Linked DNA regions of Homo sapiens: region 1 is linked to region 2. Evidence: read pairs that join two places in POLR2A ChIA-PET (ENCODE). Cell type or tissue: A673. All regions are shown on one strand. Each heading gives the region's core, and the rest is flanking DNA. Links, peaks and the distances in the headings are about the cores only.

Region 1 (16,840 bases), core at 5,175-10,174, 370 kb after region 2:
GAGGCCAAGGCGGGTGTATCACTTGAGGTCAGGAGTTCGAGACCAGCGTGGCCAACATAGTGAAACCCCATCTCTATTAAAAATACAAAATTACCATCCTGGCTAACATGGTGAAACCCCGTCTCTACTAAAAATACAAAAAATTAGCTGGGCTTAGTGGCGGGTGCCTATAGTCCCAGCTACTCAGGAGGCTGAGGCAGGAGAATGACGTGAACCCGGGAGGCGGAGCTTGCAGTGAGCCAACATTGCGCCACTGCACTCCAGCCTGGGTGACAGAGCAAGACTCCGTCTCAAAACAAACAAACAAAATTAGCTGGGCATGATGGCATGCGCCTATAGTCCCAGCTACTCGGGAGGCTAAGGCAGGAGAATCACTTGAACCCGGGAGGCAGAGGTTGCAGTGAGCTGAGATCTTGCCACTGCACTCCAGCCTGAGCAACAGAGTGAGACTCCATCTCAAAAACAAAACAAAACAAAACAGAAACACCTTCACAAAAAGAAAAAAAATTTTTTTTGAGACAGGGTCTCACTCTGATACCCACGCTGGAGTGTAGTAGCGTGATCAAGGCTCACCACAGGCTCAAGCGATCCTCCCACCTCAGCCTCCCAAGTAGCTGGGAATACAGGCACACACCACCATACCTAGCTAAGTTTAAAATTTTTTTTGTAGAAGTGGGTTTTCGCTGTTGCCCAGGCTGGTCTCAAACTTCTGAGCTCAAGCAATCCATCTGCCTCAGCCTCTCAAAGTGCTGGGATTACAGGCGTGGGCCACTGCTCCCAACAATTATTATTATTTTAGAGACAGTGTCTTGGTGTCACCTAGGGTGCCATGCAGTGGAGAGATAATAGCTCAATGCAGCCTTGAACTTCTGGGCTAAGTGATCCTCAAACTACTGCATAGCTAGAACTACGGTCACGCACCACCATATATACATCGATTTTTTTTATAGAGACAGAGTCTTGCTTTGTTGCCAGGCTCCTGGGAGATTTAATTCTATCACTGTACACTCGGTTAAATAATTAGTTGGTGTGTCTAGCCAAAAAGTAGTATCCGAAAACCCTCAGTATCTGGAAATACGTACGAGTGGGGAACTTTTTTTTTTAGACAGGCTCGCACTCGCTGTGTCACCTAGGCTGGAGTGCAACCTCTGCCTCCTGGGTTCAAGCAATTCTCCTGCCTCAGCTTCCAGAGTAGCTGGGACTACAAGCACGCACCGCCACACCCAGCTAATTTTTGTATTTTTAGTGGAGAATGTGTTTTTGCCACGTTGGCCAGGCTGGTCTTGAACTCCTGGCCTCAAGTGATCCGCCCCCCCTTGAGCCTCCCAAAGTGCTGGGATTACAGGCGTGAGCCACAGCACCCGGCCAAGAGTGGGGAACATTTAAAATGGTAATCTTGAGAAGGCTGTTTAAGATGTGTAAGTTCCTTAATTTAGCCAGTGTGGTAATCAGCTGAGGGTGCTGAAGAGTGACCTATAATGAGGCTGGGTTTTGAACAGAATCTCACATGTTAATACAAATGAGTTTATTATATTTTGTATTTATTATCAGGAGCATTTTTTTCCTAAAGATAAGGCAGGGTATCAGGCTAAGGAGATGATAGGAAAGAAAAAAATCATTTAAAAACTTAAAAAGACAATATAGTTGTAAAAATTTTTCTAAAAAGAAAAAATAAAAAGGCAGGATCATCAAACCAGCTTTTTTTCCCACGAACTAGGCACGCCACATGTTTTTTACCTTTTCTTAACTTCAAATCCTATCGCCCTTTTTTTCTTCTTTCTTTACAGACTAGAAGTCTGTGGGCTGTTTGGCATGCAGTACTTTTAAAGTATTCATTAGTGGCCAATATTTAGAAGGAAATCTATAGCATTAAAACAGATTTCCAGAGTTTCCTGAAAAAAAAAAAGGTTTTTAAAGGATTTGCTTTCCTAAAATGGCAACAATCAGTGGAGGTGAGTAATGGCTGCCCCCTGGACAGGTGGGCTAGTTGCTGTCCAGTTCACCAGGTTTCCAACCAAGCCAGCTTTACTCATTAATGAACAATTGATGTTCCATTTGTTTGTCATTCCTGCTCAGTAGCTTATGTCTCCTAGCCACTGGGGCCAGACAGTGCCAATCCCTTTAGGAGCTTCAGACTAAGCTGTTATGACTATGCTACCAAGGAATAAGCCTGGTGAAGAAACAGGCTTTTCTGTTAGGCACAGGGCTTTCGGAGCTGAACAATTTCCCAGTCTGATGGAAGAGACTGACAACTACAGTATGGAGTAGTGGCCATGTACCTACATTAAGAGTTATTTACGATGAGTAAATAAAGGGAGCAACAGGGGACCAGAGGAGGTGAAATGAATAATTTTCACCTTGCCGTATTGACTTCAAGGGCCTGGAGAAGCGTCTAACCTAGACTTCTGGAGTAAGCTGAAGCCCAAAGGGTAAAGAGGCATATTAATACAAATGGTTAAGTTTCAGGCAGAGGGAATATCAGGTAAGGTGTGTGGTGGGGAAGAGACAATGAAAGTGGAGATACCTGGAGCAGAGGGTGATAAGCGAAAAGTGAGAGATGAAGATTAAGGTACAAGCGAGGATCAATTTATGTCGTCTGAGCTTTATCTTAGGGACAATGGGAAGCCCCTGTGATACTATAAGGGTAAGTTTACTGGGACTCCGAAGTGATTTGTTCGTTATACAATTAGGAACAGAACCAAAAAATGAACTGCTAATTTTTAAAATTAATTCCTAATCAATGTACTATTACTTCCCCGCTGTCCCATGTTTATCGCTGACGCACCAATTCAAAGGACACGGCACATGTTTCTTTTTTTTTTTGAGATGGAGTTTCGCTCCTGTTGCCCAGGCTAGAGAGCAATGGCGCGATCTCGGCTCACTACAACCTCCGACTCCAGGGTTCAAGCAATTCTCCTGCCTCAGCCTCCGGAGTAGCTGGGATTACAGGCATGCGCCACCACGCCCGGCTAATTCTGTATTTTTAGTAGAGACAGGGTTTCTCTGTGTTGGTCAGGCTGGTTTCAAACCCCCGACCTAAGATGATCCGCCCGCCTCGGCCTCCCAAAGTACTGGTATTACAGGCGTGCGCCACCACGCCCGGCCTGCGGAAATGGCCTCAACGCTTCAACCGGAAGCAGAAATTGACCGCGGCAGGCGCCATCTAACGGCCGCTGGAGCAAAGCTCCTCCTGGAAATTCGCAACACCGGAAAAGGTCCGGCTGCTTCCGGTAAAAACCCACCAGAGCTGACGTTCAGAGGGCGAGTCTCGAAGATCCGGCCAATTTGCCCAGCGCGCTGTGCTCCGCGACGGCGCATGCCCGCTTTTGCGCAGGCGCGGGGACTACGGCGCAGGCGCGGAGACTATTGCGCAGGCAAGCGCGTACGCAGAAGCGTGCGCGCGCCCGTTCAACGTCCGGAGCATCGGTGCAGTTTCGAGGGTAAAGCCTTTGGCGCGGTGATGTGGACTTTTGTTCTCTAACTACAACTCCCAGCATACGTCACCCCTCACGTGGGCGCTAGGTGTGGTTTCGTGGGATAGGGTAAGGCGAAAATGAAGTGACGATGACGTACCAAAGAGGAAAATAGTTGAATATGTTGTGTGAGCGCGTCGTTTGCAGAAGCCCCAGTGGCCTAATGGATAAGGCATTGGCCTCCTAAGCCAGGGATTGTGGGTTCGAGTCCCATCTGGGGTGGCCTGTGACTTTTGTCCTTTTTTCCCCTTTCTAAACAAAGCGAAATATGCCAACTTTACTTTTTTTTTTTTTAAATGGGAAGTGTGTGTGTGTTTTTACTAGCTGGTGGGCTGCAATTTTCGAGAATCTGCACACACCCATGTCCTTTGTCTGAGCCGCAGGTCCCCTGGGATTTGGGGAGACGTCAATACGTTGAATTTTGATATCCCTTTTATAAATCATTTAAAAATGTCTTCTCAGCGTGTTCCATATCAAATCCACACCCACACCCCCCGCCGGGCCCGCTTCTCCTGAGACTCAGCGGTTGGTCGGCTAACGGGCATCTTCAATGACGCAGTGAAGAAAAGCCCCTGTTTCCCCAAACCCTTGTTCTGGGTTAGAGGTCCTGGTACCTTCAGTTAACAGTCGGGTTTCGTTTGATTTTGTTACGGCGCCCCTGGGCCTTCGATTAATAAGGTTCGGTCAACGGACAAGTGAGCGGTTCCACTGCTCGTCAGTCGATAGGGGGAGTCGGTAGTCTGTCCGACCGTACCATTAGGCGCCTGGGCCGGAGGAGGGGTTTTCAGGGTCGTAGGACGCCGTTGGGCACCACGCTCGGAGAAGGACAGGACAATGGCGGCCTTAGGGTCCCCGTCGCACACTTTTCGAGGACTTCTGCGGGAGTTGCGCTACCTGAGCGCGGCCACCGGCCGACCCTATCGCGACACCGCGGCCTATCGGTACCTTGTGAAGGCTTTCCGTGCACATCGGGTACGGGAGCCATGTCCCGGGTGCTCTACGTGCTGGGGAGGGAGGAAGAGCCGGGTCTGGGCTAGGGTGGGGAGCACGGTGTTTAATTCCTGCATTTCTGAGGCCAACCCTCCCACGGAGCCCTGGTTCTGACCAAACCAACCCAGGCCCTAGGCTCCATGCTCTGGCATAAACTCGGGGACCAAAGGACCAGCGGGGGGGGGCGCAGAGTCGCTCTGGGGACGTCAGCCTGTCCTGCAGAGGGGCGGACCCGTCCCGAAGGATTTCATTGGCTGGTCTGTTGCCTCTGCGGAGGGCAGTCAGGAAAGTGGAATGGAGGATTCAATGCTGGGGATAAAACAATGAAGATGGAGTTGAAGGGTGTACTGTTGCTAGACTTAAAGCCACAGCATCTGGCCAACAATTTCCTCACCCGTCCCCTAGAAAAGTTATTCTAAGAAGCATTTCTTTTTGAGGCGGAAAAGAACAACTGGGCTTTAGGGAAGGAAACTTGCTGCCCTTGAGCAATGTGGGGAAAGGGAGAACGATCAACTGTCGAATTTCTGAGCCACGGACGTCAGAATGTAAAATCTTAGAACTCAAATTCACCTAGTTTTTAAAAGGTGGCAACGTTAGGGTCTGTGCTAGGAACCTGGTCTAAACAGGAAGAATCAGATGCACATGTGTCCTGTCCTTAAGACACTTGCTGCCCACCTAAGGAGCCATACAGTAAAGTACTGAGGATAAATAAGTGCTCAAGGTGTAGACAACAGGGGCTGGGGTATAAAGAAGGGGTAGTTAGGGAAGGTTTTCCGGAGGAAATTAATCAGGGACCTGAAGGCTAATTTGGAGTTAGCAAGTAAATTGGGGTTAGGGTCCAGGTTTAAAAGCTACACAATTGAAAGCCCAAGGGGAGAAAAATTGCCAGTTGAGAGTGGTTTAGCCCTAAGGTGTGGTGGGTGAAGTGGAGGTAGATGAAGTGGTAGGCCGAACAGGAACTTAAACTTTATTGTAAGTGTAATGGGAAGCCATTCTAAGATTGTGATCACCTCCCAGGTTCAAGCGATTCTCCTGCCTCAGCCTCCCGAGTAGTACAGGCAGGCGACATGCGACACCACGCCCGGCTAATTTTGTATTTTTAGTGGAGACGGGGTTTCTCCATGTTGGTCAGGCTGGTCTTGAACTCCTGACCTCAGGTGATCCGCCTGCCTCGGCCTCCCAAAGTGTTGTAATTACAGGCGTGAACTATCAAACCTGGCCCCATTCTAAGATTTTTAAGGAGGTGACATGATTATAGTTGTACCTTATGGGGATAACATTATTACCCTTGAGAGAGACTTGGTAATGGTTCTGAAATTCATGGTACATTCTGGAAATACCACTCTGGAATGCACTTGAGCATAGGGGAAATGGTTTCTGTTTCCTTCAGGCTCACAGCTAACTGAATAACCATCCCATTTTCTCTATCCTTTCCCTCCGGAGAAGGGATTCTATTAGGGAGAAACCTACCCTTTCTCCACAGGGAAAATACAGTGTTCTATTTCATTTGATCTCTTTTGGGTTCTTGTGATCTATTTACTGTTTCCTGTCTATTGCTGACCCTTTTGTCCTCATGATTCAGGCTCAACCGAATCAAGAGCAGTATTCTATCCTACATTAACCTAGAATTCCCATGTCAAATTCCACAAATTTGGGCTTATATATTAATAGAAGTGGATGCTATGATTTGTTAATGCTTGACATTGGTGTTGATTTCTCATAAAATTTAAATTACTAAAAAGTTAAATTTGTATTAAAGCAGATTAATTCTGTTTTTAAGCAGCTAATGAATGTTGCTTTCAACATGATCTGCAGATCCTAAAACCCACATTCTAACAGCATGGGCAACATAGTGTAGTGAGACTTCCTCTCCAAAAAATTTGAAAATTATCCAGGCGTGATGGCCCATCCTCTAGTTCCAGCTAATTGGGAAGCTGAGGTGAGAGGATCACTTGAGCCCAAGAAGTCGATCAAGGCTGCAGTGAGCCATGTTCATACCACTGCTCTCCAGCATAGGCCACGGAGCGAGACCCTGTCTCAAAAACCAAGAAGCCACACACATTCTAGTTTTCAGATTCTAACACTAGATATTCAAATAGAGAAAGGGGATTAGGCCAGGAGCGGTGGCTCACACCTGTAATCCCAGCACTCTGGGAGGAGGCGGCAGGTGGATCGCTTGTGCCCAGGAGTTCACGACCAGCCTGGGCAACATGGTGAAACCCTGTTTGTATAAAAAATACAAAAATTAGCCGGATATGGTGGTGTGCGTCTGTAGTCCCAGCTACTTGCGGGGCTGAGGCAGGAGGATCACTTGAGCTGGGGAGATCAGCAGCCATGTTCACGCTATTGCACTCCAGCCTGGGCAACAAAGTGAGACCCTGTCCCCAAAAAAAAAAAAAAAAAAAAGAGTTGGTGGGGGGCGTATTATGTAGGCAGTGGTGCCCAGATTTATCCACATTTGGACATGGCTCCTTTAGTCCCTCAGAGCTATGCACACATCCCCATCTCACCTTTCCTGCCCCTTTCTCACAGCCTTGAATACAGAACTAGTTAAAGAGGGTGCAGTGAATCTCAAAAGTTAAGTATGATGAAGAAAAAAGGTTTGGAATCATTTGGGGACTTTGGAATGGATATGGAATTTCTAGCTTCTTAAAGTCATGAGTCCAGAGTTTTCAAGATGGATAAGCAAATTGTAAGAGCGAGAATAGCCATTCCTCAGTAACTGTGGGGACTGGTTCCAGGACACCCCCCACCCCCACTCAGGAATACCAAAATCCATGGATGCTCAAGTCCCTGACATAAAATGCTGTAGTATTTGCAATATAACCTATGCACATCCTCCTGTATACTTTGTCATCTCTAGATTATAATACCTTATGCGGTGTAAATGCTATGTAAATCGTTGTTATACTACATTGTTTAGGGAATAATGACAAAACATATGTTTGGTAAGACATGATAATCCTTTTATTTTTTTCTGAGTATTTTTTATCACAAGTTGATTGAATCCAAAGATGCAGAACCCATGGATATGGAGGGCCAATTGTAATAAGTAATATGAACATAAGCATACTAGTTTTATACATGAAACCTTCATTTGTTACTATTTAGCACAAAGCTATCATTTTTCAGACAAAAGTTTTCAATTTTCTTTCTTTTTTTTTTTTTTTTTTTTTTGTTGAGATGGAGTCTCCTTCTGTTACCCAGACTGGAGTGCAGTGGCCCGATCTTGGCTCACTGCAAGCTCCGCCTCCTGGGTTCACGCCATTCTCCCGCCTCAGCCTCCTGAGTAGTTGGTACTACAGGCACCCGCCACCACACCCGGCTAATTTTTTTTTTTTTTTTTGGATTTTTAGCAGAGACAGGGTTTCACCGTGTTAGCCAGGATGGTCTCGATCCCCTGACCTTGTGATCTGCCCGCCTCGGCCTCCCAAAGTGCTGGGATTACAGGTGTGAGCCACCGCGCCCGGCCAAGTTTTCAATTTTCATTGTAATGAAAGGTATATGCCACATTAATCAAAGTCACAGAAATATAAATAAAGCAGTCCTTTATTTGCTTGAAAGGGAGAAAGTTCTACATAATATTCTTTAGGTGACATTAATGATGAGTGACCTAATTATAATTTCCATATCTACCATTAACCAACCTCTGAGCATCTCTGGACTTTAGTTTCCTCATCTGTAAAATTAAGGAATTGAAACTAGATGACTTCTTGCAGTACTGACTGAATACAGGGACATTCAATGCAACTCCTTTTAAAAATCCGAACTAGAGGTCAGCTTTACTAATAACTATAGAGTGCCTCTATAGATGTATTAAGTATACATGTATATACATACATGTCTGTATTTCCTCTGTGCAATTTACTTTCACTCTAGTGAATGCTTATTTATTAAATCTTTCTCTGTGGACCTGTATCTCTAGCTGGGTTAAGAATTTCTGACTTGCTGCTTCTCTAGGTCACCAGTGAAAAGTTGTGCAGAGCCCAACATGAGCTTCATTTCCAAGCTGCCACCTATCTCTGCCTCCTGCGTAGCATCCGGAAACATGTGGCCCTACATCAGGAATTTCATGGCAAGGGTGAGCGCTCGGTGGAGGAGTCTGCTGGCTTGGTGGGTCTCAAGTTGCCCCATCAGCCTGGAGGGAAGGGCTGGGAGCCATGAACATGGAGAATATCCTTGGATGCTGCATTCATAGGAGAATTGAATAATTTCTATCAATATGTATTTATCATTAAATTTTTTTTAAGTTTAAGGTTTTTCTCTGTAATTTTGTTTACTAGTTCTTAGGGGAATTAACTGGACATTTCATCTTTACTCTCAGTGAATTTACTGAACTTTTTGCACTAGACTGATGTTGTTTTTCTACTTAAAAAAATTTTTTTATATTTTATTTTAAAAGTAGTACAAGCCTTAGCCAGGCACGGTGGCTCACGCCTGTAATCCCAGCACTTTGGGAGGCCAAGGCAGGCGGATCACCTGAGGTTGGGAGTTCGCGACCAGCCTGACCAACATGGAAAAACCCCGTCTCTACTAAAAATACAAAATTAGCCAGGCGTGGTGGCACATGCCTGTAATCCCAGCTACTCAGGAGGCTGGGACAGGAGAATCGCTTGAACCCGGGAGGTGGAGGTTGCGATGAGCTGAGATCGCGCCATGGCACTCACTCCAGCCTGGGCAACAAGAGCAAAACTCTGTCTCAAAAAAAAAAAAAAAATTAGTATAAGCCTTTTGTTTAAGGAATTCAAATGTTATAAACATAAAATAAAAGAAACCCTCTTTTCCTTTGTCCTTTTCCCTTGTCCCCATTACCAGGTGGTCACTATTACTAACAGTTTGATGTGCATCTTTCCAGATATTTCCTACACATATACAATTATACATACATATCTCATTTAAAAATACATAAATTTGATGTGTTACAGTCCTGGCAGGAAATAGGTGGCACACTCAAATAGGGACATTGAGGAGAGTTAAAGGGATACATAAAGATGTGGGCGAATTAAGGTTGAGATGGTGAAGCTCTTAGGGGTTCTCAATAGTAGAGAGGTCTTTTTATATTTTATTTTTAACTGGGCAGCCCCTGAACCAGAATAGGTTACGAGAGACTCTCTACTAGAGAGTTCTAACCTCCCTAGGCCTGACCAATGCAGGCCCTTAGGCTGAGGAACATGGCCACAGCTCAGCTATAACCCACAGAGAGGGATGGATGAGTACATAGACATCTCTTTCTGTCTCCTAATCTTGTCAAATTGTTCCTTCTCTTGAACTCCCTATCTGGGCAAATAGCTCCACCATGCACTTGCTAACCAAGACAGAAACTTGGGCTTCATTTGGTATTCCTCTCTCCTTATTTTTCACAATTATTTAGCAATTTCAGCTTCTGCAGTAGCTCTAATAACCTTCTCCTCGTCTGTCTCCACTGCCTCTGTCCTAGTTCAAGCACTGAGAATCTTTTGGCTGAACCAATAAAATAGTCTCCTAAAGGGTCTATTTGCTTCTTATATCCTTATTTCCTCAAAAATCGTTCTCTTTCTGTGAATTGCCAACACTTATTTACCTTTGGCTCCTTTATGGTATATGTCAGTTTCTTCTGGTAGGTAGATAACCTCTTTTCTCGGGGACTATGTCTCATTCATCTTTGCAGTTTCCAAAGCACCTTCCACAGTGACTTACACATTGCATGTATTAAATGTTTTTGAATACATAACTTAGCTCCACTAGGAGAGGTACAACCTCAACAGAACTATTCATAAAGCAGTTCAAGCCGGGTGTGGTGGCTCACACCTGTAATCCCAGGACTTTGGGAAGCTGATGTGGGCGGATCACCTGAGGTTGGGAGTTCCAGACCAGCCTGACCAACATGGAGAAACCTCATCTCTACTAAAAATACAGAATTAGCTGGGCATGGTGGCGCATGCCTGTAATCCCAGCTACTCAGGAGGCTGAGGCAGGAGAATCGCTTGAACCCAGGAGACGGAGGTTGCAGTGAGCCGAGATTGCACCATTGCACTCCAGCCTGGGCAACAAGAGTGAAACTCCGTCTCAAAAAAAAAAAAGGCCATTCAAAACACCATCTCTTCTAAGAGGTTAACATTAAAATAATAGTATTAATAGGTCAAACAAGCATTTATTCGACTGAATGTATAAAAAAAAGAAATGTTTAACATACCTTTTTTGTTTTGTTTTGAGACAAGGTCTCACTCTGTTGCCCAGGCTGGAATACAGTGGAGTAATGCAATCTCTGTCTCCCAGGTTCAAGTGATTCTTCTGCTTTAGCCTCCTGAGTGGCTGGGACTGCAGGCATTTGCCACCACACCCGGCTCATTTTTGTATTTTTAGTAGAGATGGGGTTTCACCATGTTGGCCAGGCTGGTCTCGAACTCCTGACCTCAAGTGATCGCCCGCCTGGGCCTCTCAAAATGTAGGGATTACAGGTGTGAGCCACCATGCCCAGCTGACATATGTTTATTTGTTCTCTGTTTTATTTCATGGATGCAGGTTTGTTATTAATACTGATATTTTACTTTGGTAAGAGTGAAGAAAGCAAAAGGGTGAGGATAGGTTAATGTTTTGATTTCCTTTGTTGTTACCATATTGAATATATACAATAATATGTACATTATAATATACAATATTATATACAATAATATATAATGTTTTTCCTTTTTTTTTTAATAGAGATGGGGGTCTCACTGTGTTGCCCAGGTTGGTCTTGAACTCGTGGGCTCAAGTGATCCTCCCACCTAGGACTCCCAAAGTGCTGGGATTATAGGCATGAGCCACCATGTCTGGCCATTATTTTTCAAGAAGAGATTTGAGGCAGAATTGTCTAATGGTAAGAAATATTACAGTTTTGAAGTCATATAGATTTAGATTGTTAAAAAATAAATATTTAGGCCGGGCACGGTGGCTCATGCCTGTAATCCCAGCACTTTGAGCGGCCGAGGCAGGTGGATCACAAGGTCGAGAGATTGAGACCATCCTGGCCAACATGGTGAAACCCCGTCTCTACTAAAAGTACAAAAATTAGCTGGACTTAGTGGTGTGTGCCTGTAGTCCCAGCTACTCTGGAGGCAGAGACAGGAGAATCGCTTGAACCCGGGAGGTGGAGGTTGCAGTGAGCCAAGATCACACAACTGCACTCAAGCCTGGTGACAGAGCGAGACTCCGTCTCAAAAAAAAAAAATATTTATATTATGATTCTACTTGTATAATTTACCAGATTTGTGATCTTGGGCAGGTTAGTTGACCTGTGCTTTTTCCTCCTTATATTAAATGGGAAGGCCAACAAGGTTGTTGTAATAATTGAGAATAATGTTTATATAAAACACTTAGGGCTGGGCATGGTGGCTCACGCCTGTAATCCCAGCACTTTGGGAGGCTGAGGCAGGTAGATCACTTGAGGTCAGGAGATTGAGACCATCCTGGCCAACATAGTGAAACCCCGTTTGTACTAAAAATGCAAAAAACTAGCCAGACACACGCAAGTAATCCCAGCTACTTTGGAGGCTGAGGCACAAGAATTGTTTGAACCCGGGAGGCGGAGGTTGCAGTGAGCTGAGATGGCGCCACTGCATTCCAGCCTGGGCAACAGAGCAAGACTGTGTCTCGGAAACAAACCAACAAGCAAACAAAAAAATCAGACACTTGCATGGTGCATAATGAGTGTTCAACAAAGAGAAAATCTTACTGTTTGTTTTTATCTTTTTACTTTATTCTCATTCCTTTTATCATGAACCCTTTTCTAAGCCCTACTGCCATCAGTCTTCAGAAGTGTATGCGTATTATGTTATTAAGGTTTAAATAATTTACTCAGGCCATTTCTGTTCACATATAACCAACCTGTACCTCCTATTCATAGTCGCACCATCAATAATCAGCTGAAGTCGGTGTTAGAAAGAATTGATTCTAGAACACAAACTATATTGGCAGTAAACTCTAAATTGGAAGGTCCCAGCCTGAGAATCCTGAGGTTTTGGTTACTAGTCTAGTGATAAGTGATAAAGCACTAGTGATAAGTGATTTACTTCATTTTGCTGTCTCTTGCTTACCTCCTTTAATGTCAACTGCTCCCCCCCCCCCCACCGGATTTTCCTTTAATAGTACTTAAATATGCTTAAGACTTTTCCTTCTAAAAACTACTCTGCCTCTATCTCAAATGCTTTTACAGCTACTACCCGCTGTTCCTCTTCACAAATGAATTAACGTATTCAAAGACTTGAATGAATTATATTCACTTGCTGTATTTTTGAAACTTCTAAAATAAGTTGTATCAAGGTAAATTTACATATAATAAATATACTCATTTTAGGTGTACAGGTCAATGAATTTTGACAAATGAATACACCTGTGTCATAAATATCCCAGTAAAGCTATGTAACATTTCCATCACCCCAAAAGGTTATCTTGTGCCCCTTTGCAGTCAATTCTCCTTCCCCACACCTGGTCTCGGCAACCACTGACCTGCTTGTTGTCACTATAGATTTGGCTTTTCCAGTATTTTATCTAAATGCAGCTATACAGTATGCAGTCTTTTGAGGCAGCTTCTTTTGTTGAGCATACTGATTTTGAGCCTTAACCTTATCTTTTTTTTTTTGAGACGGAGTCTCGCTCTGTGGCCCAGGCTGGAGTGCAGTGGCGCGATCTCTGCTCACTGCAAGCTCCGCCTCCCGGGTTCACGCCATTCTCCTGCCTCAGCCTCCTGAGTAGCTGGGACTACAGGCGCCCGCCACCACGCCCGGCTAATTTTTTGTATTTTTAGTAGAGACGGGGTTTCACCGTGTTAGCCAGGATGGTCTCCATCTCCTGACCTCATGATCCACCCGCCTCGACCTCCCAAAGTGCTAGGATTACAGGTGTGAGCCACTGCACCCAGCCACCTTATCTTGTTAGTAATCCATGTTGTTGTTATGTATCCATTTTCTGCATTTTTCACCACTTACTCATCCTCAATGCACTGCAGTCTGGTTTCCGCCCCTCTACTACCACCAAAACTGCAACCCAGAGGTACAGATGACCTTCAGGACACCAAACCCAGTGGATCTTAGTTATTTTTTATCTCGTTTGTTGTCTAGGGAGCATTTGACACTATGGGCAATTCCCTGCTTTTCCCTTGGCTTTGATGACACCACATTCTTCTTTTTTTTTTTTTGAGATGGAGTCTCGCCCAGTTGCCAGGCTGGAGTGCAGTGGTGCGATCTTGGCTCACTGCAACCTCTGCCTTCTGGGTTCAAGTGATTCTCCTGCCTCAGCCTCCTGAGTAGCTGGGATTAACAGGCGCCCGCCACAACGCCTGGCTAATTTTGTATTTTTAGTAGAGATGGGGTTTCACCATGTTGGCCAGGCTGGTCTCCGACTACTGACCTCGTGATTTGCCCGCCTTGGCCTCCCAAAGTGCTGAGATTACAGGTGTGAGCCACTGCGCCTGGCCCACATTCTTCTGTTTTTTTCTTACTCTAGTCATTTTTCAGTTTCATGTTCTGTGTATCCCTTACATGTTGGGTATTCCTCAGGGTCCAGACCAAGGTCCTTATGTCACACCCTACATGGTTTCCCCTGAGTGATCACCTCCACTTTCATGACTTCAATTATTCTCAAAATGCTTGATAACTCCAGTTCAGGCTCCTCTGGCATGCTGAAGACCTGTATGTCCAACGGCCTGGAGGATGACACCACTTAGATAACTCAGTTATCTCAAATTCAATGTGTGCGAAATGGAACCTCCTCATCTTCCCCTACAAATCTCTCCTGGTATTCCCTATCAGTTCAATGACACTTTCACTCAGTCCCTGAAGCCAGAAATCTAAGTTATTCTTTACTGCTTTCTCTCCTTCATATCTTCAGTTAAACAATCACTAAATCAGATTTTACCTCCTAATAAGCCCTTCAATTTTTATTGCTGCTATCCTAGTGTAGACCTCTTACATCTCTTCCCTTAACCACTGCCCTCCCTAATTGGTCCCTTTTACCTCCAATTATGCTCTCTTCAAGTCCATTTTCCCCTATGCAACACAGATCTGTTCTTGTCATTCTACTCAGAACCCTTCAAAGAAAGACTTTAACAAGAACCTCCAGGGCCTGGCCCTTGCCAGACCTCTTCAGCTTCATCTCTATTCTCTGTGTTTGACAGTCCAGCTAGAACTGAATACAGAAATTCAGTTATTGGGAGCCATGGTCTTGATTTCAACATTTTGCTGTTCCTCATACAGGGAAAGCTCTTCTTCCAATCATACTCCCCTTCAATAGCTCTTTCCTATTCATTCTTCAGGATTTCAGGTTAAATTTCACTTTCTTTTCTTCAACAAGGATGTATGAATGCCTACTACATGGGTGATACTGCCTTAGCTACCCTTACCTTTTCACTCTTAAACATGTGGGGAGGTGGCTCCTGTTTGTAATCCCAGCACAGTGGGAGGCCTGGATGGGAGGACTGCTTGAGGCCAGAAGTTTGAGACCAGCCTGAGCAACATAATGAGACCCTGTCTCTAAAAAAAATGTAAAAATTAGCCAGGTGTGGTGGCATGCCCCCATAGTCCCAGCTACTCAGGAGGCCGAGGTAGGAAGATCACTTGAGCCCAGGAATTAGAGGCTGCAGTGAGCTATGATCATAGCCACTGCTCTCCAGCCTGGGCGACAGAGAAAGACCATCTCTAAAAAAGAAGAAAAGCCAGGCATGGTGGTCCACACCTTTAATCCCAGCACTGTGGGAGGCTGAGGCAGGAGGATGGCTTGGGGCCAGGAGTTTGTGACCAGCCTGGGCAACATAAGGAGACACCTTCTCTACAAAAATAAAAATAAAAAAATTAGCTGGGCATGGTGGCACCTGCCTGTAATCCTAGCTGCTCAGGACACTGAGGTAGAAGGATCCCTTGAGCCTGGGAGGTTGAGACTGCAGCAGTGAGCCATGTTTGCGCCACTGCATTCACCCGGGTGACAGAGCAAGACCCCATCTCAAAGATATAAATTATTTTAAAAAGTTTCTTTCAAGCAATATAGTTTATATGCTTACTGATTTTAATTCCCCTGTCTTGAATAAACCAATTAACTAGTTCTTTTGGTTTAGGTTTGGCTCTTGTCATTTCTCCTCTCCACAAACTTCAGATATTAATACATTTTCACTAGAACTGAGGATGTTTCTGGCTATAAAGTATTGAGTTCCTTGTCTGGTTAAGTGTTAGAGATACAAATATGAACATGTGATAAGAACAAGATGTTCACATACTAGGATTATGTGGTGGGAAAAGAAATCTGTGTTGCTCTGAACTAAAGGCAGGCTAATCCAAGGCAGTCTGTAAAGTAAGTTTTAATTTATCCAACTAAAAGATAGTAATTTTCAAAAAATTTGAATTTTAAAATCTACATTAATAGGCACCGGCCGGGCACGGTGGCTCATGCTTGCAATCCCAGCACTTTGGGAGGCTGAGGCAGGCAGATCACCTGAGGTCAGGAGTTCGAGACCAGCCTGGCCAGCATGGTGAAACTCTGTCTTTACTAAAAATACAAAAATTAGCTGGGCTTGGTGCCAGGTACCTGTAATCCCACCTACTTGGGAGGCTGAGGCAGAGAATCGCTTAAACCTGGGAGGCAGAGGTTGCAGTGAGCCAAGATCCCGCCACTGTACTTCAGCCTGGGTGACAGAGCAAGACTGTCCCAAAAATTAATAGGCACCATGTTTATAAAATTTGATTGTATGTACCGATGCCCCAAGTAAAACCGCAATATTAATTTGTATGATATAGCCTTTATTTACCATATTTAGTTCATAAATTACAATAAATTGAAGGGTTGTCTGTTCTGGACAGCTAGCAAAACATGTTACTTGTACCTATTCTGTTTTAATTACCTAGTTTTAAATGTATAGTTTAATCCTACTTTATATTATTTTGTTACCCTCTGAGACCTTGTTCCTGGAAGAGGAATGGTTATCATTGCTAAAATGTAGACATAGACATACAGAGATTTTTTTTTTCAGATGCTAAGATGAATACATGGTTACTACACTTAAAATTTTTGCTTTGGGAGGCCAAGGCGGGTGGATCACGCAGTCGGAGGCCATCCTGGCCAACATGGTGAAACCCCATCTCTACTAAAAATACAAAAATTAGCCGGGCGTGGTGGCAGGCTCCTGTAGTCCCAGCTACTCAGAAGGCCGAGGCAGGAGAATCACTTGAATCCGGGAGGTGGAGGTTGCAGTGAGCCTAGATTGCGCCACTGCACTCCAGCCTGGTGACAGAGCAAGACTCCATCTCAAAAAAACCCAAAAAAAACAAAGAAACAAAAAAAAATTGAAGGCCAGGCACGGTGGCTCACGCCTGTAATCCCAGCACTTTGAGAGGTCGAGGCAGGCGGATTGCCTGAGCTTGGGAGTTCAAAAC
Region 2 (13,073 bases), core at 6,694-11,693:
CACCTGTATTAGTCAGGGTTCTCTAGAGGGACAGAACTAATAGGATAGCTATATATATATACACACAGAGGAGTTTATTAAGGAGTATTAAACTCACACAATCCCAAGGTTCCACAACAAGCCAACTACAAGCTGAGGAGTAAGGAAGCCAGTCCGAGTCCCAAATCTGAAGAACCTGAAGTTCGATGTTCAAGGGCAGGAAGCATCCAGCATGGGAGAAACACGTAGGCTGGGAGGCTAAGCCAGTCTAGTATTTTCATGTTCTTCTGCTTGCTTTTATCCTAGCCATGCTGGCAGCTGATTAGATTGTGCTCACCCAGATTAAGGGTGGGTCTGCTTTTCCCAGCCCACTGACTCAAATGTTAATCACCTTTGGCAACACCCTCACAGGCACACCCAGGATCAATACTTTGCATCCTTCAATCCAATCGAGTTGACACTCAATATTAACCTTGCACCACCAGAAGCTGGGAGATAGGCCTGGAATAGATCCTTCTCTAGCACCTTTGGAGGAAGCACAGTGCTGCTGACACCTTGATCTTGGACTCCAGAACTATGAGACAATAACCTTCTGTTGTGTAAGCCACTCAGTGTGTGGTACGTTATTACGGCAGCCTGAGCAAATGAATCCAGCCCCATTTTCAACGAGGCTCCCTAAACACCCAGATCAAAACTGCAACTCGTCAGTCCAAGCTGTTTATCTGCTGCATTTACACATGACACCTACCGCGGAGTAACACATGATATCATTAACTTTGTCCACTGATGTATCCCAAGGGCCCAGCACAGTGCCTGCACAGAGCAGGCAAAGATTTGTGGAATACATGGACAAATGACACTGAACTACACAAAGTCAGCCCTGGTGGGGACTACAGTCCAGTGGAGGAAGGCAGAATGCACAGACAAATATGTAGAAGACAATGATAAGTGTCATGAAGAAAAAAAGCAAGCAGGAGCAGAGGAATTACGGAGGCGGTTGCTAATTTTTCACATCGGGGTTAGGGAAGGCCTCCCTGATAACAGGAAATCTGAGCAGAGACCTGAAGGAAGGGGAGTCAACTGTGTTGATCATATCTGAGATGAGAAAGTTCTAGGCAGAGGGAACAGCAAGTACAAATGATTGCAATGAATGCATATCGTTTTTATAATCAGGAAAAAGCCAATAAAGATATTGTACTCTCAAAAGGCATTAAGATATTTAAAAGCCCAATTCTAGGGGCTAGGAAAACCACCTAATTTTTCAAATTCCTAAGACTCTCTTCAGGCCCAGGCTGAAAACTCCAACCCATTCCTGGAGCCGCCTTCCCCAGCCCAGTCTCCCAGCCCATCCTCCATTAAACAGCTGTCCAGGAGAAAAAAAAACACTCAATAGTGCAAGGATGCTGAGGTGAGGTAAGGTGAAGCAGCCCCAAGGTGGAGAGGCCCCAAGATCTGTGCTGGTGCTACAAGCCAAGGGCAACAATCCTGACCACTATCCTAGCCACCAGTGGCTGACTTGTCCCCCAATCCCCATCCAGATCTGGCCTGTGCTGGCCTGCACAGATGCCCCTCCATCCCAGCCTGTCATCTGCCTCCACTGCCAGTTCCCAAAGCGAGCACCTGTCACGTGCTCCTGCTCTGCACCAAGACCACTGAGGCTCCCAGCTCTGAGCAATGTCCACTCCTGCTTCCCTACCAGCTAGTTCCCACTCCACTAGGCATGGATGAAGCTGGAAGCCATTATCCTCAGCAAACTAATCCAAGAACAGAAAACCAAACACTGCATGTTCTCACTTATAAGTGGGAGCTAAACAATGAGATCACATGGACACAGGGAAGGGAACAACACACACCAGGCCCTCTCGGTAGGTGGGGTGGGAGGAGGGAGATTATTAGGAAAAAGAGCTAATGTATGCTGGGCTTAATACCCAGATGATGGGTTGACAGGTGTAGCAAATCACCATGGCACACATCTACCTATGTAACAAACCTGCACGTCCTGCACATGTATTCCAGAACTAAAAATAAAAATTAAAAAAATAACTGTGGTTAAAAACGTAACATAAAATTTACCCATCTTGTATTAATATTAAACAGAAATTTTTATTTAAAGGCAATTCATTGCAGCAGCGATATATATTTTTAAACGGAAACAAACTAGAGGTCAGATAGTCAACAGAGCTTTATTTTTCAATCCATCTAGTACATCCCAAGTATAAAAAGCTAAAAACCTTGTGCTCCAAGGCCAGGCGTGGTGGCTCACGCCTGTAATCCCAGCACTTTGGGAGGCCGAGGCGGGCAGATCATGAGGTCAGGAGATCGAGACCATCCTGGCTAACACGGTGAAACCCCGTCTCTACTAAAAATACAAAATAATAATAATAATAATTAGCCAGGCGTGGTGGCGGGCGCCTGTAGTCCCAGCTACTGGGGAGGCTGAGGCAGGAGAATGGCGTGAACCTGGGAGGCAGAGCTTGCAGTGAGCCAAGATCGCGCCACTGCACTCCAGCTTGGGCGACAGAGCCAGACTCCGTCTCAAAAAAAAAAAAAAAAAAAAACACCTTGTGCTCCAATAATATTTTCTTCTTAATATTTTCTTTAGCATCCTTTTTTTAACTTTATTTTAGGTTTGGGGTGTAAGTGCAGGTTTGTTACACAGGTAAACAGGTGTCACAGGAGTCTGTTGTACATATTATTTCATCACCCAGGTATTAAGCCCAGTACCCAATAGTTATCTTTTCTGCTCCTCTCCTTCCTCCCACCATCCAACTCAAGGAGGCTCCAGTGTCTGTTGACTCTTTGTGTTCATAAGTTACGATTTAGCTCCCCCAAATTGACCATCTCAACCATTTCTAAGTGTACAGTTCCACAGTGTTGAGTATATTCACATTGTCGTGCAACTGATAGTCTGAACTCCTTCATCTTGCAAAGCTGAAACTCTGTCCCCATTAAACAAAAACTTTCCATTCCCCCCTCCTCCCAGGCCCTTGCCATCCTTCTACTTCCTGTCTCCATGGCTTTGACTACTCTAGGGACCTCACGTAAGTGGAATCCTACAGTATTTGTCCTTTCATGACTGGCTCATCTCACTTGGCATAACGTCTTTGAGGTTCATCCATGTTGTAGCATGTGTCAGAATTTCCTTCCTTTTTAAGGCTGAACGATATTCCACTGAATGGCTAGACCACATTTGCAAAAATTTGTTTATTTTCAATTTTGTGCGTACATAGTTGGTACGTATATTTATGGGTTATATGAGTTTTGTTTTTTGTTTGTTTGTTTGTTTTTGAGATGGAGTCTTGCTCTGTCTCCCAGTCTGGAGTGCAGTGATGCGATCTCAGCTTACTGCAACCTCTGCTTCCCGGGATCAAGCAATTCTCCTGCCTCAGCCTCCCAAGTAGCTGGGATTACAGGCCTGCACCACCATGCCTGACTAATTTTTGTATTTTTAATAGGGACGGGGTTTCACTGTGTTGGCCAGGCTTGTCTGGAACTCCTGACCTCAGGTGATCTGACCACCTCAGCCTCCCAAAGGGCCGGCCACTGTGCCCAGCCCATGAGATGCTTTGATACAGGTACGTAATGCATAATAATCACATCAAGGTAAATGGTGCGTCCATCCCCTCAACCATTTATCCTTTGTGTTACAAACAATCCAATTATACTAGCTGTTTTTAAATGTGCAACTAAATTATTTTTGACTATAGTCACCCTGTTGTGCTAGCAAATACTAGGTCTTACTCATTCTTAACTCTTTTCCTTTTTTAAAAATTTTCCTTTCCTATATAAAAGCAACTTATTCATTCTATTTTTTTGTACCTATTAGCCATCCCCACTTCCTCCCAGACGACAGTTTGTTTATTCATTCATCTGTCCACAGACATGTGGGTTGCTTCTGCCTCCATCTCAGCTTCGACACCCTTTTGCTTCAACTATCTCCAAGTGCTTTTGTAATTCCTGGTAGTCAACCACCCTAACACCTGCTGACACCAGCTCAGGGAACTCAGGACTGGACTAAAGGCTTGTGACCGTGCTCAGGGCAGGGGCAGTTCTCTGAGCAGCGCAGCCAGCCAGGCACCAGCTCAGCTCCGAACCCGCTACTGCTCCTACCCTCAGTTTTGCCCGATGGCTTGAGATCTGGGCTGCATTTTTATGCGCTATGGACTCTCCACTAATTAGATAACCAACAATCTTTGAAGTACACCCAACTTCAATGAGAAACTGCACAGTTCTGAGCCTCTCAAGCTTTGGTGTGCACACAAGTCACCTGGAGGTGCTTTCAAAAAGTCGATGCAGTAGGCCCGGGGTGGGGTCCGACCTTCTGCATTGCTGACAAGCTCCCAGGCGATGCTGATGCTGCTGATCCGGGGACCACACTTGGAGCAGCAAGGACCTGGCAACCTCCCACCTGCTCAGACCTGTCTCCTGGGCTTTGCCCAAGTTCCCCTGGAAGCTGGCTCCATAAGATCATCTGTTTTGTATGTCTGAGGCTTCCCCCTTTGAAAGCTCCCCAACAGTATTTACCCAGTGTTTCAAAGCAGCTCTTCAGACTGTCCGGCTCCACAATTAATCCTAGCACCCAACACAGTAAGTGATGAAGGGTTCCTTCCTCAGGCCCAAACAGAGAACAAAGAAGAAAGAAGTGACAGGAGAGTTTCCAAGAGACTCCAAAGGACTGGGAAGCACCAGGAAACCACTAGGAGTGAGGAGCCCTCCCAGCTGCCCTGCCCTCGACACAACACCCCAGGACCGCTGTGGCCTATCTTCCGCCAAGGCTCTGGGCCACCCAGGCTGCTGGAGGGACAAGCAGAGTGTCTGCCTGGACTGCGACCAAGACTGGCCTTCCAACTTCAACTGGGCCCTTGCCACTGCCTGGCAATTCTTTCACTCATCCCTTCTCACTCTCCTCTGGAAGCCAGTTGTGTTTGCTCAAGCTCCTGATCCCCCCACGCTGCTGTCCTCTCTCCAGATCTGCTCGCCTCCCACCCTCCACCAATAGACCCATACTCCCCCATACATCTCTGTCCCCAGACAAGCCACCTGTTTCTCCTTCTGTTTTCCTCCTCTCTCAAATGAATGCCTCCACTCTTGCCCTAGATCCCATCCCTTCCAAGCCCCCAGGAGCTTTCACTCCTGCCCTCTCTGCCTCCCTTTCCAACCCCACCCCAGACTGGCTTCTTCCTAGCCCTCACCTGCACAGATGGCCTCCACCTTACCACTCCCTCTTCCTACGTTATTTCACTCCTTGCACACACACAGCACCCTTCATGCCGCAGAAGCTGGCCCTCTGAGGGGCTGGGTCCTACCCAGTCAGCGGCTGTCACAACAAAACCCACCCCCTAGGGTTGAGAAACCGTCTTACAGCTGGACCTCAACCTCGAGAGGGCAAAACTCAGCCTCCAAATCACATCACTTCCCTTCTCTTGCTGGAAAGATCTTCTCGGTCCCTTTCAGTACCAATATGTGGAATATTCTGCACCTTCCATGCCCATTTTCCCACATCCTAGACACCCAACTCCTGCCCTGTACACCTGCTATCTGAGCACACAGGCTTTGACTCAGACGTGGAGCGTAATGAAAACCATGGGGGCCACTGCAGACAGTCAAGCAAGGAGGAAGGGACGTGACCTGTTCCTAGCAGGCCCTTCCTGCTGAAGGTGGAGGATGAACTGGAGGAAGTGAGAGGAGAAGTAGAGGTCGTGACAGTCACCTGGAGAAAAGAGGATGGGAGCTTGAATGAGGGCAGTGGTGGCAGCGATGGTACAGCAGAAACATTCAAGACGGACTTCCTCCCCTCCCATTCACAGTCCTCTGGGAACTTTCTTTCACTCACTGAGGGGCTGGTGCCTGGCTCACAGTCCTTTCTTCCTCTCTCCAGGCAAGTTCAACATCCACAGAAGTTATTCACCCCAAAGCCTTCCTCCATGTTCCACTTCAACAACTCATTCCCACCACTACACCCTACCCTGTTCATTACCCAAGACCAAAACTAGAGATGACCCACTTCTGAAACTCGGCACAATGACACCCCAATCCCTCCCGCCCTCCCCCACCTCTCTCTCAACACCTGCCCTGGGATCTCAGCTGCACCCCCTCCTCCCAGTCCCTTTCCCACTGCTCCAGCCACGGTTCACCTCCTACCTCATCCAGACCACCTCTTGCCAGCTCCTTCAATCCCCTTTGGCTCTTCACACCTGCCCTGTGATTCCCCATCCCTGACTCGGGCCAATGGCTCACCTTTCCCAGACACACTGGAACGTCAAGTGCTAGAGGACAAAAATCACACGGTGGGTTCCCTAACATCACCACAGATACCCCCATTACCTTGGACTTCACTCCCAACCTTCCACCAGTCCCTCCGATTCCTTCTCCCAACATTACTTCTTCCTAACTCTTCTTAGGGTGGTCCTGCCTGCCCAGGTGAACCTCCTCACTTTTGGTAAATTAGCCATGAGGTCCTTCCTTCTACTTCCTTAAATTGTCAACCACTGCTTTTGTTTTGTTTTGTTTTGTTTTTGAGATAGAGTGTCGCTCTGTCACCCAGGCTGGAGTAAAGTGGCACAATCTCAGCTCACTGTAACATCCGCCTCCCAGATTCAAGTGATTCTCATGCCTCAGCCCCCCGAATAGCTAGGATTGCAGGCACCCGCCACCACACCTGGCTAATTTTTGTATTTTTAGTAATGGCGGGTTTTCACCATGTTGGCCAGGCTGGTCTCAAACTCCTAACCTCAAGTGAACTGCCTGCCTGGGCCTCCCAAAGTGCTGGGATTACAGGCATGAGCCACCGCGCCCAGCCCAGTCACTGTATTTTTACTGACTCTTGAAGCCTACAAACACAATCAAGTCTAAAACATGTTTTTAAAACTTCCACCAACCCTCCTGCCACCATTAAGTTATAGGGAATAACTCAAACCTCACCAGGCCTAAGAATAACATAAAGAGCTTGTGGAACATTTCAAAAATACAAATCCTCAGGCATCACCTGTTTCAGTAGAGCTGGCTTGACCATGAGTTGGGTTTTTAACAGGTGATTCTGATCAGTTGGCCCTCATCCCATCCTTCAAGAAACAGTTTGGTACAGTAGCATTTGACATGATGGATCACTCACCTAGAGGAAAACTCTCTCCTCCTCTCCTGGCTCTCATATCACTATTTTGTCATGATGGTCAGTTCCTCTGTATGCTCCTCTTTGTCTTCCCCTCTCCTTCACGCTAGTTTCAGGGTTTCTGTCCTCAGCTGCCTTGTCTACTAACTCTCCATGCTCCCCCCTCACTAGTGTCTTCCATATCTATGACTTCAACTACCATCAAGTACAACATTTAACAAGCTTTTTTTTTGTTTTAAGTTCTTGCTCTATCACCCAGGCTGGAGTGCAGTGGCACAATCCCAGCCCACTGCAGCCTCAACCTGCTGGGCTCAAGCAATCCTCCTGCCTCAGCCTCCCGAATAGCTGAGACTACAGGTGCATGCCACCATGCCCAACTAATTTTTGTACTTTTGTAGAAACAAGGTCTCACTATGTTACCCAGGCTGGTCTTAAACTCCTGAGCTCAAGCAATCCTCCCGCCTTGGGCTTCCAAAGTGCTAGGAACACAGGCGTGAGCCACCGCACCCAGCCTAACTTTTTTTCTAAGTACTGGATCTGGGATAGATTAAAAATCAATGAATGAATGTACAGGTGATAGTCAACACAGTTAACAGCAGTGGAGCACGAGCACTGACAGTCGGAAAGGGAGCTATTCTAATTTTACAGGTAAAGGATCTGAACAGACATTTCTCAAAAGAGACACACAAATGGTCAACAGGTAAAGAAAAATTGCTCAGCATCCCTAATCATTAGGGAAATGCAAATTAAAACCACAATGAGATAGCACCTCAAACCTGCCAGAATGGTCTTCAGCCAAAAAACTAAAGCAGAGTCCTTGAGGCACCTGCTGTGCTGAGCATTAACCCTTCAGTCACTGGATCTCGGTGAGGTGGAGGGTGGCGGTGGTCCTTGGGAGAAGAGTCCTGAAAGAGGGCAGGGAGGCTCAGGGTACTTGGGGGTGGGGAGCAAGGAATATTCAGTACAGCAGCTATTTACCAACTGCTATGGTAGTATCTCAGTGGTTTGGTTTTGTTTTTTGAGACAGAGTCTCATTTTGTTGCCCAGACTGCAGTGCAGTGGCGCGATCTCAGCTCACCGCAACCTTTGCCTCCCGGGTTCAAGCCTCAGCCTCCTGAGTAGCTGGGATTACAGGCACCCACTACCATGCCTGGCTATTTTTTTGTGTTTTTAGTAGAGACGAGGTTTCACTATGTTGGCCAGGCTGGTCTCGAACTCCTGGCCTCAGGTGACCCACCTGCCTCAGCCTCCCAAAGTGCTGGGATTATAAGCGTGAGCCACCACATCCAGACTGTATCTCAGTGTTTTTACAACCAGTCAAATGCTCGCAATGAATGAAAACAGCAGGTCTAGGGGACAATTCTAATCTAGTTGCCTGGTCAAATAAAATATGGTTCTTGCACACTATTTACACAGACTCAGTCCCAAAAGCAGGTGTCTCTCAAGGTCTCTGGAGATTTACATAGCTCCAGAGTTAGTCCAGGCTGACTTAGCCTTCAATGTTCCAACAATACCTATTCCCAGAAGGCTAGAACAGAAGGCACTTTACCTCTTAGCCCAGTGCTTCCCAAACCTCAATTGTGCATGCAAAATCACCAGGGGGATCTTGTCAAATGCAGATTCTGATTCAGAAGGTCGGGGGTGGGCCCTGAGATTCTGCATTTTCTAACAAGCTACGAGGCAGTGGAGGCAGTGATGATGCGAGCTAAGAGGCAGTGATGATGCTCAGAGTGTGGGGACCACAAGATTAGAATTTCACTAATGAGAAGTAATTGCCTGAAGCTAACAAAGGAGATGGAAAAAAGAAAGAGACAAAGAGAAAGAATAAGAGAAAGCAAAGTATGGGTCTTGAGTGTGTGGATGCAAGAGGGAAGAATAAAGGGAGTTTTTAAAAAGAAGAGCCATCTGCAATGGTGAGAGTGAGCTGCCTTCAGCAGGTCATGGGCCTAGAACATCTACCAGGCAAGGAGAAATGACAAAACAACCTAACAGAAAAAGGACAGATGCTGCTTATAAGTGCATTCCAAGACATCCAAGATGTTGACTTGATATGTAGGAGCTACAGGGAGAAATGAGCTACAAGGAGCTAGAGGGTTAATGAGATTAGCGCTAATCTCATTAACCCTTTCTTACACCGAGGAGGAAACCCAGGACAAGGTAACTTGTCCATAGTCACAAAGTTACAGGCAGATTTGCATTTGCACACACCCAGGTTTTTTAACTCACCTTTTAACAAATCCTGCTGCCTAACAACAAGAAAAAGAAATCACATCATTGTGAGCTCCAGATGAAAGGTGGGTGGTCACAACTTGAAAACAAATTAGATCAGTTAGAACAGTGTCTTCCTATCTGGGAAAATCAACCTAGTGTAATTATAATGACGGTAATTAGCTGCCTCTATCATTCAGGGCACTGATAGAAAACCTGTGGCTCCCACGTCCCTAGTGACTTGTAACAACTCCCTGGCTGGGTTCTGTTTTCAGAATTAAGTGAGGCACTTCCTGACAAGCACTGCAGCAGCTGTTCCCAAACGGGCAGGAGTGAGCATTGAAAATGCAGTCCTCTGCACCCTTTCACTCCCAACCCAAACAAAACCAAGCAAAAACATGTAACAAAAAATGCTTATTTTATTTTACCTTATCTTATTTTATCTTATTTTATTTTGAGATGGAGTCTTGCTCTGTCACCCAGGCTGGAGTGCAGTGGCGCGATCTCATTTCATTGCAACCTCTGCCTCCCGGGTTCAAGCAATTCTCCTGCCTCACCCTCCCAAGTAGCTGGGATTACAGGCACCTGCCACCACACCCGGCTAATTTCTGTATTTTTAGTAGAGACCGGGTTTCACCATGTTGGCCAGGCTGGTCTCCAACTCCTGACCTCAGGTGATCCCAAAGTGTTGGGATTACAGGCGTGAGTCACCGCGCCCGGCCTCAACATAACGATTTTAAATTAGCTGTTCTAACAGTGAAAAGACAACTGCAAGATACCAATGGTATACAGTAGTCCCCCTCCTCCAAGGTTTCGGATACCGGAGGACAACTGCAGTTTGAAGATATTTTGAGATATTCTGAGGTATTTTGAGATACAGCATATTCACGTTTTATTACAGTAGACTGTTAGAACTGTTCTGTTTTGTTATTATTGTTAATCTCTTACTGTGCCTCATTTTTTAATTAAACTTTATTGCAGGTATGTACATATAGGAAAAAACCATGGTATATACAGACTTCAGTACTACCCAAAGTTTCAGGCATCCACTGGGGGTCTTGGACCACATCCCTTGCAGATAAGGAGGGACTACTATATCTTCAAAATACTGTTAATTTTCAGTTACTGGGTTTACCATATCCGGATCAGTGGTTCCAATGCTCAGGGGCTAAAACGGAGCTGTCAACTTGTTAAAATGAAGATTCCCAGGCACTGCCACCAAAGAGTCTAATTTAGAGGCTAAGGGTGAGTCGTAGACATCTAAATTCTTAACAAGCACCCCCACATCCCCAAATGATGTTGATGCAGGAGGCCTAGGGGCCACACTTTTGAAACATTTAAGTATTTGTTTATAATATCCTAAACGACTCACAAAGCATAAATATTCACCTAGAAATGGCCAATAATAAAACAGCACATTAAGAAAAAAATTTCACACACCATAAGCATAAATGCAATAAAAAAATTATTAAAAGAACAAATGGCAGATCTTGCTAATCAAAACAACCAAAAACTTCTACATTTCAAAATTATGTAAAATTTAAAAGAAATTCCTTTGGAAGGGGAAAACGCAACATATAGAAGGAAAAATGGTTGCTATCCTTCTAATACATAAAGATTTAAATACATATCTATGCCACAACAGGTAAATAAATAAAAATACAGAGAAAATTCACAGAATACAAATACAAAATAAAAAATATTCAATTCTAAAGCAATAAAACCGTGCAGGTTAAAACAATGTATTACAAATTTATTTAACAAGGGCTTTTAAAGTAACATTCAATGCCAGTGATGAAGTGAATACTCAATGCAAGTGATAATGGAAGGCCCCTGCGTAAGCTTCAAGGGCTTATGTCAGCATTATAACTTTCAAAAATTGCTTCATTCAAAAATCACATACTGAGTACCTACTAGGGGCCCAGCATTTTGAACAAAAGATGCAGAAATCCAGCCTGGTGGGCCTTACATTTTAATCACACTCTAATACCCCTTCCACAAATGTATACTCAAGAAAACACACACACACACACACACACACACACACGGAAAGAAACATGCACAAAGCCTTTTTTTTTTGAGACGGAGTCTTGCTCTGTCGTCCAGGCTGGAGTACAATGGCGCCATCTCGGCTCACTGCAACCTCTGCCTCCCTGGTTCGAGCAATTCTCCTGCCTCAGCCTCCCAAGTAGCTGGGATTACAGGCACATGCCACCACACCCAGCTAATCTCTGTATTTTTAGTAGAGACGGGGTTTCACCATGTTGGCCAGGATGGTCTCAAACTCCTGACCTCAGGTGATCCGCCCACCTCGGCTTCCCAAAGTGCTGGGATTACAGGCGTGAGCCAGCGCGCATGGCCAGCAGAGCCTTCTCTATGTAGCTATTCATCAGCATTACTTACAGCAACCCAAAAAATGGAAATAAAAGAATAAATCATTAGGATAGAAAATAGTTTTCAAATAAGACTTAATGAATGGAAAAATGCTTAAGTTAAATGTAGAGTGGAAATGGTAGTAAATACAATTGTGCATATAATTCTTTTTTTAATGTTAACAACAAAAAAACGATAAAATTACTTAGTGTTACCTACAGGCTGTGAGATTATGGGTGACTGGTTTCTGTACCTTTCAGTAATTTCCAAATTCCCTACAAAGCAATCTATTTCATAATAACTATTACTTTTTAAAAACTTATCTCTGAATAAGGTGAAGAAACTGGGCATGATTCTTTGTTTTTATACTGTGGATGGCTAATCACTTAAGAGCAATGCATTCAAAAGTAAGTCCAAAGCATTACAAGTTGTTTCCACAACAGTCAATGGTTAAGACCAAACTTGTAAATTTTTTTTTTAAAAAAACACACTCAAAATGCTGAATGAAATACAAATAGACAAGAAATCGATTTAACATAGAGATTTAACCAAAGACTGTAATAAGGGGACCACCTGGAAGGTGGACTCTATTGAACAAAAGTTAACAAGAGAAGCCAGCTGAAGGAGGAGATAGCTTTCAGACAGCCACGGAAGGGAATGCTGCCTCACATAGGAAGTCCAAAACAGGTCTAAGCCATGCCATTTTCTGACTACCACTGCTTATTCCTTAGAAAGAGAACCAACCACCACAGCAGTGTTCAGCAAAGCTCTCCTACATTCCAAATCTCCTGGTGAAAATACCACACTCAGGACTGGGAGGGCAGCCCAAGCAACTGCAACGCACCCTCTTCCCAGGATCAACAGCACCGCCCAGGCACCCTACACACACCCTAGCTACATCAGGAAGCCACCCTCCACCAAGATCGTTCCTCACAGTCTTCAAGTAGATGGGGTCACCTCCAGCAGGTCATCCATAAGGAATCCTGCCTTTCCTGTCCGGGAATGGTCTGTGCAAGGGTTTGTACTTCCTTCACTGCTCTGTGTTTCCAGCTGGATCCTGGAGCACAGGGGCTGTGCCCTCCACTTCTTAGTTCCTAGTCTATGAGCCTGGCAGCGGCTGAAGCCAATATACAAACCAGTGAAAGGATGAAGTCTCTTTCCATGATGTCAGGTCTAGAATGGAAATATTATTAATTTCATGTCTCCAGGTTGAATATTTGTATTGGGGGTAGAGGGGAAGCAGGAAAGGACTTCCAAAGAAGAGAAGGTTAGGGATGGGCAGTGCAAACAGCTTCACTATTTATTTTAAAGTTACCAGAAGCACTTATATTCTCCACAACCTCTGCAGTACACCCAGATGGCCACATTCATATGGGGAAGCCATCAGGCACAGAAAGGAAGCATG

The links. Peaks named below come from ENCODE experiments on the same cell type or tissue, not always from the same donor. Only the 100,000 strongest peaks of a DNase experiment are listed, where the experiment ranks them.
Region 1: POLR2A ChIA-PET joins it to region 2 with 14 read pairs; 3 of 35 experiments call an interaction of 5 or more read pairs at or near these places.

Annotation. Positions count from the first base shown.
Region 1 is chr7:139,337,078-139,353,917 of GRCh38, forward strand. FMC1 (formation of mitochondrial complex V assembly factor 1) reads left to right here and starts at 4,260. Exons shown (of 2, transcript NM_197964.5): 1 at 4,260-4,445; 2 at 8,424-9,251. The coding sequence starts at 4,308. The coding sequence ends at 8,627. FMC1-LUC7L2 (FMC1-LUC7L2 readthrough) reads left to right here and starts at 4,260. Exons shown (of 11, transcript NM_001244584.3): 1 at 4,260-4,445; 2 at 8,424-8,544. The coding sequence starts at 4,308. TRR-CCT4-1 (tRNA-Arg (anticodon CCT) 4-1) reads left to right here and starts at 3,623; the gene lies at 3,623-3,695. It also overlaps a transcript of LUC7L2 not described here. RefSeq lists enhancers at 3,441-3,500, 3,811-3,880, 3,911-3,980, 4,236-4,803, 4,251-4,500. In A673, for the core only: no CTCF peak of the experiment used is centred there; no DNase peak of the experiment used is centred there; H3K4me3 peaks cover 218 bases; H3K27ac peaks cover 386 bases.
Region 2 is chr7:138,966,344-138,979,416 of GRCh38, forward strand. All of the region lies in intron 1 of KIAA1549, which reads right to left. Among named protein-coding and RNA genes, the nearest start is that of KIAA1549, 8.5 kb to the right of the region's middle. RefSeq lists enhancers at 7,723-8,223, 8,224-8,724. In A673, for the core only: no CTCF peak of the experiment used is centred there; a DNase peak (open chromatin) is centred at 9,558; H3K4me3 peaks cover 768 bases.